Linked DNA regions of Homo sapiens: region 2 is linked to region 1. A link is an interaction called in ENCODE POLR2A ChIA-PET data of the cell type or tissue named here. Cell type or tissue: GM12878. All regions are shown on one strand. Links, peaks and the distances in the headings refer to the core of each region. The heading gives the core; the rest is flanking DNA.

The links. Peaks named below come from ENCODE experiments on the same cell type or tissue, not always from the same donor. Only the 100,000 strongest peaks of a DNase experiment are listed, where the experiment ranks them.
Region 2: POLR2A ChIA-PET joins it to region 1 with 6 read pairs; 3 of 35 experiments call an interaction of 5 or more read pairs at or near these places.

The regions. Positions count from the first base shown.
Region 1 is chr6:56,602,280-56,607,669 of GRCh38, forward strand. It overlaps DST (dystonin), which reads right to left. Exons shown (of 104, transcript NM_001374736.1): 40 at 1,558-5,390; 41 at 1,285-1,434; 42 at 926-1,141; 43 at 603-752. Among named protein-coding and RNA genes, the nearest start is that of DST-AS1, 240 kb to the right of the region's middle. In GM12878, for the core only: no CTCF peak of the experiment used is centred there; no DNase peak of the experiment used is centred there.
Region 2 is chr6:56,808,397-56,813,786 of GRCh38, forward strand. The region is part of intron 4 of DST (dystonin); the gene reads right to left. Among named protein-coding and RNA genes, the nearest start is that of DST-AS1, 33 kb to the right of the region's middle. In GM12878, for the core only: no CTCF peak of the experiment used is centred there; no DNase peak of the experiment used is centred there; H3K27ac peaks cover 1,950 bases.

The sequences.
Region 1 (5,390 bases), core at 292-5,291:
TTACAATGCCTTATTTTTCCTGTCGTTTTCTATGTTTAGATACACAAAAACCACTGTGTCACAATTGCCTACAGTAGTCAGTACAGTAACATGCTGTAGAGGTTTGTAGCCTAGGAGCAACAGGTATATCATATAGCCTAGGTGTGCAGTAAAGGATGCCATCTAGGTCTGTGTAAGTACACTCCTTGTTGTTTGCAAAACACAAAATCACCTAACAATGCATTTCTCAGAATGTAACTCCATCATTAAGTGATGCATGACTGTACTACAAATATTATTATGTATTTACATGATGATTTTTATATGGCTAATTCATACTATTATATATTTATGTGACTAACACATAAATAAATATATAAATAAAAATCTCAACATGTCAGTGGTGTAAGAGTATGATAAGGCTTTTGGGATAGCATCAGAATGATACCCTTAAAGTTGTGATTATTTTATAGTTGTGTCAACTATGAATAAAGACATCTCTAGAGACAAAGAAAGGAAATAATCCTTTGTAGCCTTAGCAAAGTCATATTTTCTAAACACTTGTTATATATTAAAGTCATAGTTTTTGAAATATATTTTGTCATCTTTGTTTTGATACTTGCCTTGAGAAACTCCAAACGTTTCTTTACATACTCAGAATCTTGAACATTCACAATCTCAATATCCTTCACAGATTTGCTCTTCTCTGATACCCAATCTGAGAATGACTTAAGTTTATGCAGAAATTCTTCATGGGAAACTGCTAGTTTAGACTAGAAAAAAAAATTGTGCATTCAGTTATCTTTCCCCAAAATGTCAAATTCTTACAAATAATGACTGTGGTTTAAGAGTTAGCACTCTAAAACTAAAATACTCCAGCTTATGACTAAATCCTCAAATAATAAAATTTTCTTCATAAATCAAAATTTTGACATTTTATGCCTACCATTTCAGAGTCGATCGCAAGCATGATCTGTTTCGTTCTTTCTGAAGACACGTTGCTGAGGGAAGAGAAGGCGGTCTTCAAACTCTGGTGGCTAATACTCAATTCTTCAACATGGCCTCTGGGAAAGTCACTGGGAAGAGACTTTAAAAACTCTTCTGCCAACTTCATATCTTTTCTTAAAATAACAGCAATTGGAGCTAATCCCAATTCAAATGTCTGCAAAGAAATATATCCCGGACCTATTTACTATTTAGTGAAAAACCCAAATATAAACATGAAACATAGAAGTGTTCTGCTTCTTTTTCCCAGTCATACATCAGCTGACTACCATCCATAAAGAGGCAGTAGACAATTCTTACCTCCAACTGTCTAAGTTGATTCTTCAAAGCTTCCAAGTTGTTATCCAGAGATTCCTGGTTGTCTAAGGGGGGTTTCATATCTTGAAGCAATGTCAAATACTCATGCATTTTTTCAGTGTGCTGTAAACACTGCTGTAATTCACTGGAAAACTAAAAACAAAGTTGGACATTTTAATTCAATAACCTTTATGCAGATGTTTAAAGCAAATGTATGGGATTATTCTCACATGGTTCATGCAGCTTTTTCTGTATAAAATGTATAGGTCAACTTACTTGTTCGGTTGAGCTATCTCCAGAAGCCATCTCTTTAGACCCTGAAGTACATTCCAAATGGCTTGGGAAATCATTACACAGATCCTTGAGCTTCTCATCTCTTGGCAATGTTGATGCCCACACAGTAGAGCTTTCTAGTCCAATTTCTTTTACAGTTTCTAAATTAGGAGAATAGTAGTTTCCTTCTTTGCTTTTAATATCACCAAGAATATGTGGCTTTTCTTCCATCATCTCAGATGTAGAACATGCTTTTTGATTAAAGTCTCCAACATGTTCTATTTTCTCTGAATATCCATCAGCAAGCAGTTTGTAGAAAATATTTTCAAGCTGCAGTGGAAGTACTTTAGACGTAATGCCTCTTTTCTCTAGGTCATACTCCATATGAGTTAATTCTCTCATCAATTCAAATACTCCTGTAATTTTTTGGCTATGTTGATCTTGCTTCAATATATTAAGGAGAAGCTCAGACTTAAGATTTCCAATACAGAAAGGATCATCTCTACTTTCTGGCTTTAGTTCTGATGAGTTAGTCATGGGGGAAACTCCAGAAGAGTCACTCATTTGAGAGTCGCTGGGCACAGTAGATGCCTCATTTACCAACTGTGATGTGGTAATCCTTTTAATTAAATTTTGAATTAAAATTTTAGTGTCTGCACAGGCTGAAGGTTCTTCAACCTCTTGAGGGTTCATATGACCTTCTTTCAACCTGCTTTTTAAGATATCCTTTACATCCTCCACAAATACCTGAGACAATTCAGGAATCTGAACCTCCTTTTCTTGGGATCTTGGAGACAAGGCTTGTTCTTTTGGTAGCTGTTGCTCAATTCTTTCTTTCTTATTATTAATTTCTAAGAATGAATAGTCAGTATTTAAAGTGTTACTGGAGTTATCATTTCCTAATCCATTTGCACACCGCTCCGACTGCAGAAAATCATTTTTCCCAACATCTTCTACATGTTTACGAGATAATATTGAAAGTGTGGCTTCAATACTTTCTGGTGTGAACTGAGAAATTTCTGTTCCTCCTCCTGAGATGCTTTCTTTACTACAAAGATCATTGCTTTGGATCATGTCATTAAGAGGTGAGTCTTTTTGGGTACTAGTGGACTTCTCTTTTGTATTATTAACTCCTAATTGTAAATGTTCTTTCATGGGAGGGGCAGTTATTAAAACATGGCTTGGGACATCTTCATTTGGTTTGGCTACATCTTTTGCTTTTATATTTTTAGCACAATGTTTTAAGTAAGTAAACAGATCAAGCTCTTTCTCAGGTCCATCAGTGAATGACTCCTCAAAATGTGTATTCCCTTCCCACGATGTAATGTCTGAAGTAATGTCATCACTAATCTCTTTGGAAACTGATGTGTCAAAAATTTCTTCAAGATTCTCAAACTGAACAGGACTTTTACTAACTATTATTTGTAGATTATTTGGTTCATCTTTAAGAGTTACAGTTGCTTTTTTAAGGCTTCCTTTCTGATTAAGTTCTTCATTGTTTGTGATTTGTGGAAATGGAAACTGACTATTAATTAACTTGAAACTATCCCTTGTATTTTTACCAGGCAAAAGTTTGAGATGCCTATTTTCTTCTTCTACTAGACCTTCTACAAGCACTTCTCCTTCACCCAAGTACATTTTCTGAATTGATGTTTCATCTTCTATTAGAATATCACTTTTGCCATCTCTCCCTTTAATGAGATCGCTTCCATTTCCTTGAGGATCTTTGTCAGTTACAGAGGCTATCAATGACAAATGGCTTTCCTCAGCAGGTTTTCCTATTAAATCAGGCTCAGTACAAATGATGTGATCAAGAGATGAGTCAACTTTTGGTGTCATATTCTTAAAATATTCATCTTTACCTTTCACAGAATCAGTCAATTCTGGCAATTCTGACCCTTGAATCAACTTAACCTTTGTGTTTGCTAGATCAGTACCTAATTCAGAAGTTGAACTGATATTATTATTATCATGTGAAATACTTGCAGGGCCAAAAGTTTTTTCAGATTCAGTGTCTTTAATGATAGGCGGCAATACATCCTTAAGTACCATCTCATGGTTCAACAGATTTTCTTTGCTTTTTCCAGCAATCTCAGTTGTATATTCTGGAAGGTTGCTTTTTTCAGTAACTAAGTTATTTTCACTAGGTGATGCTAGCTGTACAACATTTACCCTTTGCTGTTTTTCTAAAGAGCTACAACTGTGCATTTTATCCAGAAGAATCATTGTATTAATATTTTCATTTTCATCACTGTTTTCATTTAAAATAGAGGCACACAACTGGATATCCATATCTTCAGCCACATTTTGGCACCTGGGCTTTCCATTCTCATCTCTTATACCTCCTCCTTCTTCATCAATGCCATCATCATCATCGTCATCCTGATCATTACTGTCATATATATAATCCCCATAACTTTCTTCACTTTGCATAGAATCTAAATGATCAGTATCGGAGTGAAATTCCTGTCCAGTTACATACTCTTCCTTTCTTCCTCTCCAACTGCCACTGTCATCAAATTTTAATGATGCAGTGAAGCTCTCTTTTCCTCCTACAATATCATAATCAGTCAATGAGTCAGATTCATCACCTTCAAGGATATTTGTGCATTCCCTTTCTGATCCAGTTTCCAGTGACTGTCCATTCACCTTATCTGAGCCAACAGGATTTAAATGTATTTTTTCACCAGAATCTAATTCATCTTTCTCAACATCCATAAGGAAATCCTGAAGACAATGTGCTTTGTTCTTCACACTTAAGCTACCAACTGGTGCCCCCTGGGGAACCATGGAATTTTCATTCTCTTTTGAGACATCATAAAAAACATCAGCAGGAGAAGCCGTCTCATCATTTTCCTCTTGCAGTGTGTCGTAGTCCTCAGGGTGCAGGCAATCACGATCATCACCATCAAGAAGCAAAGAATCATGGTCATCATCTTCAAACAAGGGAGTATCATAAAAATCATCATCACTATCAGTGTCTGTTCCTGTGTTATTCTGCTGATCATTCAGCAGTGACGTTTCATAGTCACTAGCACTGATGGTTTCATCAAGCAATGGTGTAGCACAAGTAAGAGACACAATGGCATTATCAGTATCACCCCCTGGAGTCACAGCACAGGAATACTCTTCTATTTCAGACTCATCTTCCTTGTCTTCAGGCATCTGCTGAAAACCTGGATGTGTTTTTTCATCCTCACCAGAAGTATTTGAAATGTATTTATCATTGTGATATTGTACTTGAGGATTACTAGAAATCATATTTAAAGATTTCTGTCCATACTGCTCTCCTGGTAAACTGATGTTAATAGCTGCAATTCCCAGAAACTGGTCTTGAAATTTTTCTCCTATTCTTTGACCTGACAACATGGTTTTGTCACTGAATGATAAGGCTGGGGCTTCACACTTATTTCCATTGCTCTCTGGGGTGTGTGTATCATTAAAACTTCCCTGACTGTGCATCAATTTATCATGACTTAACAAGGCACTTAGCCTGGGGGAATAGTCAAAGATAGGTGAATCCCTGTTTGTATTATCTTCATTCTCTGTTTCATTCACACCACAGAATTTACTCATTTTTGATTTCATAATAGGATTTTCTATTAAATCACTTGGAAAGTTTTGAATGTTTTTAGAATGACTACATTCATTTGCACGTTCATTTGTTTCCACTCGGCTTTGATTTTCATAGTTTGTAAGTATGTTTTCAGAGTCACTTCTAAGCATGCTAATGTCTGCAAGTTCAGTCTGTGTTAAATATGATATGAGACTGGGAACACACACACTGGGTGAACTGTTAACTTTAGGATCAATTGATATTGTACTTGCCAGTTTTC
Region 2 (5,390 bases), core at 257-5,256, 210 kb after region 1:
AAAAGTTTGAAATAAAAACAAACCACAGTAATAATAAAACTTAATGCAGTGGGAAAAAAATGTAAAATTCATGTTTTCCATTCTTATTTTTTAAATCATGGAGAAGAAAGGGTAAAAAATGATTTACCATTTATCTAATATGTTGTAATTGTTTCCTAAATGAAAATAATAAAATTATCCACAATTGAGCTAACCCAACATTCCTTTAATAAAGAAGACTACGGATGTGGCTACTTAGATTCAGCATAAAATATCATTCTATTTACTTTTTGCTATTCAAATTAAATTTGATTTCCCACAACTAGTAAGATGTATTCTACAATTTGTTTTCCTGCAGTAAGATTCAATTGAGAGGTTAAAATAAATGAACCAGTGAAACTTTTATAATCAGCAGATGGAGCACAAGCTAATAATAGAAACTAGACAACATTTCCTCCCACCTGCTGGTATTCTGTGTTTATCAGTCAGTGATAACTTCAGTAATTTGTGAATAATGGCTAGTGGGCAAATTTGTTGCATGAGTCTGGTGTAAGTCTGGTTTATATTGGACTGCCTAATGTGAATCCCACAGTGCGGTGCAGCCTTCCTCATCACCCACACTGCCCTCCATGGTCATCTGTAATGTCAAATCACTCAGCATCTGATGGCAAAGGGAACAGCTGGGAGGCAGGATTGTGTGAGGACTCTACACTATTGACTCACTCCTCTCAAACCTCCCCACCTTCTCTTGAAAGGCACTCATCCCTCTTCTGCCCTGTGATCTGCTTCTTGGTGCTCTCCCTTAAGCCTCCAAGATACTACCGCACCCCAAATTCTTTCTCTGTCTCCCACTCCAAAGTCAATCTCATCAGTCACAAAGTATTCAAGGAATGGGTCTGGTATCAGGGAACAAATCTCAACTGCCCCTCCCCGAGTGAGGCATAACTTCTGAATGCTCCAATCATCTTTTTCTGTCAGGGCATCAGTCAGGGTGCTAGCTAGAGTCTCAGGGGTATACAAATCTTTCAAACACTATTAAACAATCTTATTTCACAACCTAACCATTTGAGTGGTAGCATAAATTAAATTTAATAATGAATATTGCCATCTTATGATGATTATATTCTTATATAGTCAAACATTAGAAACCAAAGAAATTAGAGCCTGCAATATACTATCTCTCATAGTTCTACCTGAAAGAAAAAATGTAAAGCATTAAAATATTTAATAAATTTTTGGCTGATGCCTGCACACATTTAATTTAATCTCCCACCTTCCACATAGATCATTGATAAAATCATAGTAAACGTAACCATTCATGATTCATTCTGTGGCAAGATACTCAATAAAGCTTAATTATGTTTACCACCTTGAACTAGAACAAGAAAAGAAACTGATATATTTTAGACAGATTTTCAATCACAAGGGTATAACTTTTAAATAAACTTCTTTCTGCTTCATTTTCCCCTAAGAAATTATATGAACAACTTAAATTTTGATATGCAAATTTTTAGGAATTTTAAATATAGCATTTTTACCTATCAGTATTACTTTATTATTTTTGTCTCCTAGTAGCACTAAACGTGTTGGCCTATAGAAAATAAAAGGATGACAACCCGTACTTTCAGTAAACAGTTAAAGAGCAAATTTTAGTTATAATATATTTATGGGCCAGGTAAAGTGGCTCACACCTGTAATCCCAGCACTTTGGGAGGCCAAGGCAGAAGGACTGCTTGAAGCCAGAAGTTCGAGACCAGCTTGGACAACATAGCAAGACCCCACCTCTATAAAAAATTAGCCAGGCATGGTGGCACGTTCCAGCTACTTGGAAGGCTGAGATGAAAAGATCGCTTGAGCCCAGGAGTTCAAAGCTGCAGTGAGCTATGACTGTGCCACTGCATTCCAGCTTGGGTGATAGAGCAAGACTCCCATCTCTTAAAAATATATGTATTATATCTACACACAACATGATACCACCCCTTCCAGAAATGGCAGCATTTTATAGTAATACACTGAGACTATGTCAGTTATTCATAACATACCCAAGTATAAACATCTGAATTCTAAGGAGTTTCTTGTTCAACCATGTGTAAAAGTTCATAAATTCTATGTTAAAAATCTTATGTTCCTACCTTTTAAGAACCTAATAATTTGCAAATCCCCTTCTGAAATATGTGATCATATTTGCAAATCCTCTTCTGAAATATGTGGTATGTAATGTTAAAGCAGTGAGGGACATCAGATGTAACATAATGCAAACTACACACCACATACACTAAACACCCACCACCCCTACCAAAATTAAAAGGCAAATGATTTGCTCAGGGTCTCACAGGGAAAAAAAAAAAAGGCAGTATCAGGGTAACTCCAGGTATCCTGACTCCAAATGTGTTTTATTCCTCCTGCTACATCATGTCATCTTCATTAAGAAGAACAAGATACAGCCTCCTTTCAGGCTGGAACACCTCAGGTTTTCAAGGAGTTCTGACCAGCAAAAAACCTGGGAGAAAAAAGTAGAATGGGAAGCTGGGTATGGTGACTCTTGCTTGAAATCCCAGCACTTTGGGAGGCAGAGGCAGGAGGATCGTTTGAGCCCAGGAGTTCAAGACCAGCCTGGGCAACATAGTGAGACCCCCCATCTCTACAAAAACTACAAAATTTAGCCAGGCATGGTGGCATGCACCTGTAGTCCCAGCTACTTGGGAGGCTGAGGTGGGAGGATCACTTGAGCCTGGAAGGTAGAGGCTGCAGTGACCTGTGATTGTGCCACTGCACTCCAGCCTAGGCGACAGAGCAAGACCCTGTCTCAAAAAAAAAAAAAAAAAAAAAAAAAAAAGGTAGGATGGGGAGCATGTTCCCAGCCCCAACCTGAGAGACGAAGCAGGAAGTACTGGGTCCCTGACAGTAGAGAAAGGAGTAAGCCAGGAAAGTCTCTCAGCTGACACCAGGGAGGGATCCAGAGAAAAGCCAGGTCCTCTCCCCCTGCTACCAGAAGGAAATGGGCCATGGACCCAGCTCTGGATTTTCTGAATGGAATGAAGTAAAACGTCAGGATGCTATAGCATCATCAATATTATGCCTTGGTTTCCTAACAGAACATGTTAAGGAAATGTGCTATTATGAGATCCATTTAAGCCCATTTAAAAAGAAACTGTGAAGCAAATCCATTTGTAAATTGGATACTATCTTTCATTTAAAATGGAGAAGAAAAAAACAAAGCTTAAAGTTAACTACCAGCTGATGATGAAACTGTGTCAGCCTTATTTTCCCATTTGCCTGGTAAACACAAGGTGACCTGCCAAAGGTCTTTCTCATTTTCACCAACCACAATCTGATATATCAATGTCAAGACCACTTTGAAAACAAGAGAAAGCACTCACTTCTTTATTAATAGATAAAGTGATTAGAAATATAAGTTCCTTGATAAGACAAAAGCAGGCCAGGCACAGTGGTTCACACCTGTAATCCCAGCACTTTGGGAGGCCAAGGCAGGTAGATCACTTGAGGCCAGGAGTTTGAGACCAGCCTGGCCAATATGGTGAAACCCCATCTCTACTAAAAATACGAAAAAAAAAAATTAGCCAGGCGTAGTGGAGCACACCTGTAGTCCCAGCTACTCAGGAGGCTGAGGCATGAGAACTGCTTGAACCCAGAAGGTGGAGATTGCAGTGAACTGAGATCACACCACTGCACTCCAGCCTGGGCAACAGAAAGAGACTCTGACTCAAAAAAAAAAAAGAAAAGAAAAGAAAAGAAAAGAAAAGAAAAGAAAAGAAAAAAGAAAATATTCTATGGCAACTGATATAAATCTGACAAAAATTCTTCACAGTTCTGTAACATGGATAGCATGTTTTTTAAACAGCTTACTTAATTTTATATCAGGCTTTTCTTGTTGTTTGTTTGAAACTGAAATCACTCCCTTAAAAATAAACTCAAATGTTTTTCTACTGGCTAAAAAAAGACAGAAGTGAAAGAAATGTCTTAATCAGGTCATAACTCATTCTAATTAAGATGAAAATTTACTAATAAATCTAAAATAAAATTTTTCAGAAAAACATCTAAAAAGAGTAAACCTGAAACATAAACTGTATTCTATAGGAGGAGAAAACATTCTGAGGTAAATCTTATAAGGGATGAAATATTTCAAATGAGAGATCTAAACTAAGATTTACTTGCCAATAAAACAGCTTTTAATATTCTGAAACATGTGTGCTAAATAAAGTAGACAAATGTCTTAAATGTGGGACATTATTGAAAATCTCAAATTCTGCCATAAAACACTGGAATAAAACAGTCTTGAATATCAAACCTCACAATATACTACCATATTACAACCCTAGATGCAAATATTCTCATTTAATTTAAAATGTCCACTTAACGAGAAATAGGAACACTTTTACACTGTTAGTGGGACTGTAAACTTGTTCAACCATTGTGGAAGTCAGTGTGGTGATTCCGCAGGGATCTAGAACTAGAAATACCATTTGACCCAGCCATCCCATTACTGGGTATATACCCAAAGGACTATAAATCATGCTGCTATAAAGACACATGCACACGTATGTTTATTGCGGCACTATTCACAATAGCAAAGACTTGGAACCAACCCAAATGTCCAACAATGATAGACTGGATTAAGAAAATGTGGCACACATACACCATGGAATACTATGCAGCCATAAAAAAGGATGAGTTCATGTCCTTTGTAGGGACGTGGATGAAATTGGAAATCATCATTCTCAGTAAACTATCTCAAGAACAAAAAACCAAACACCACATGTTCTCACTCATAGGTGGGAATTGAACAATGAGAACACATGGACACAGGAAGGGGAACATCACACTCTGGGGACTGTTGTGGGGTGGGGGGAGGGGGGAGGGATAGCATTAGGAGATATACCTAATGCTAAATGACGAGTTAATGGGTGCAGCACACCAGCATGGCACATGTACACATATGTAACTAACCTGCACATTGTGCACATGTACCCTAAAACTTAAAGTATAATAATAATAAAAAAAAAAATAAAATAAAATGTCCACTTACGAAGCAAATACTTTTTAAAATTCGATGTTAATATACTTAATTCTTATGCTATTTCTTAAGAAATACAAATTTGCCTAAAGAAACTACAAAGAAATATTTAAAATATTCCAGTTCTTTTACCTACCAACAGTTATTCCTTTACAATACAAATAAAACACGTATAAATAATAAAACTAGTTTCCTACTATTTAACAAGCAATTGAAATATAAATTTGAGATACGCTTTTCAGAAAAACATTCTTTTAAGCCAGCCGAATTTCAGAAAAACAGTTCTTAATGGATAATTGCTATAGCAAAGGAGGGGAAATGAAAATTCAAAAATGAGATGGTGTTTTTGTGGTTGCTCCTTAATATTTTGCTATTT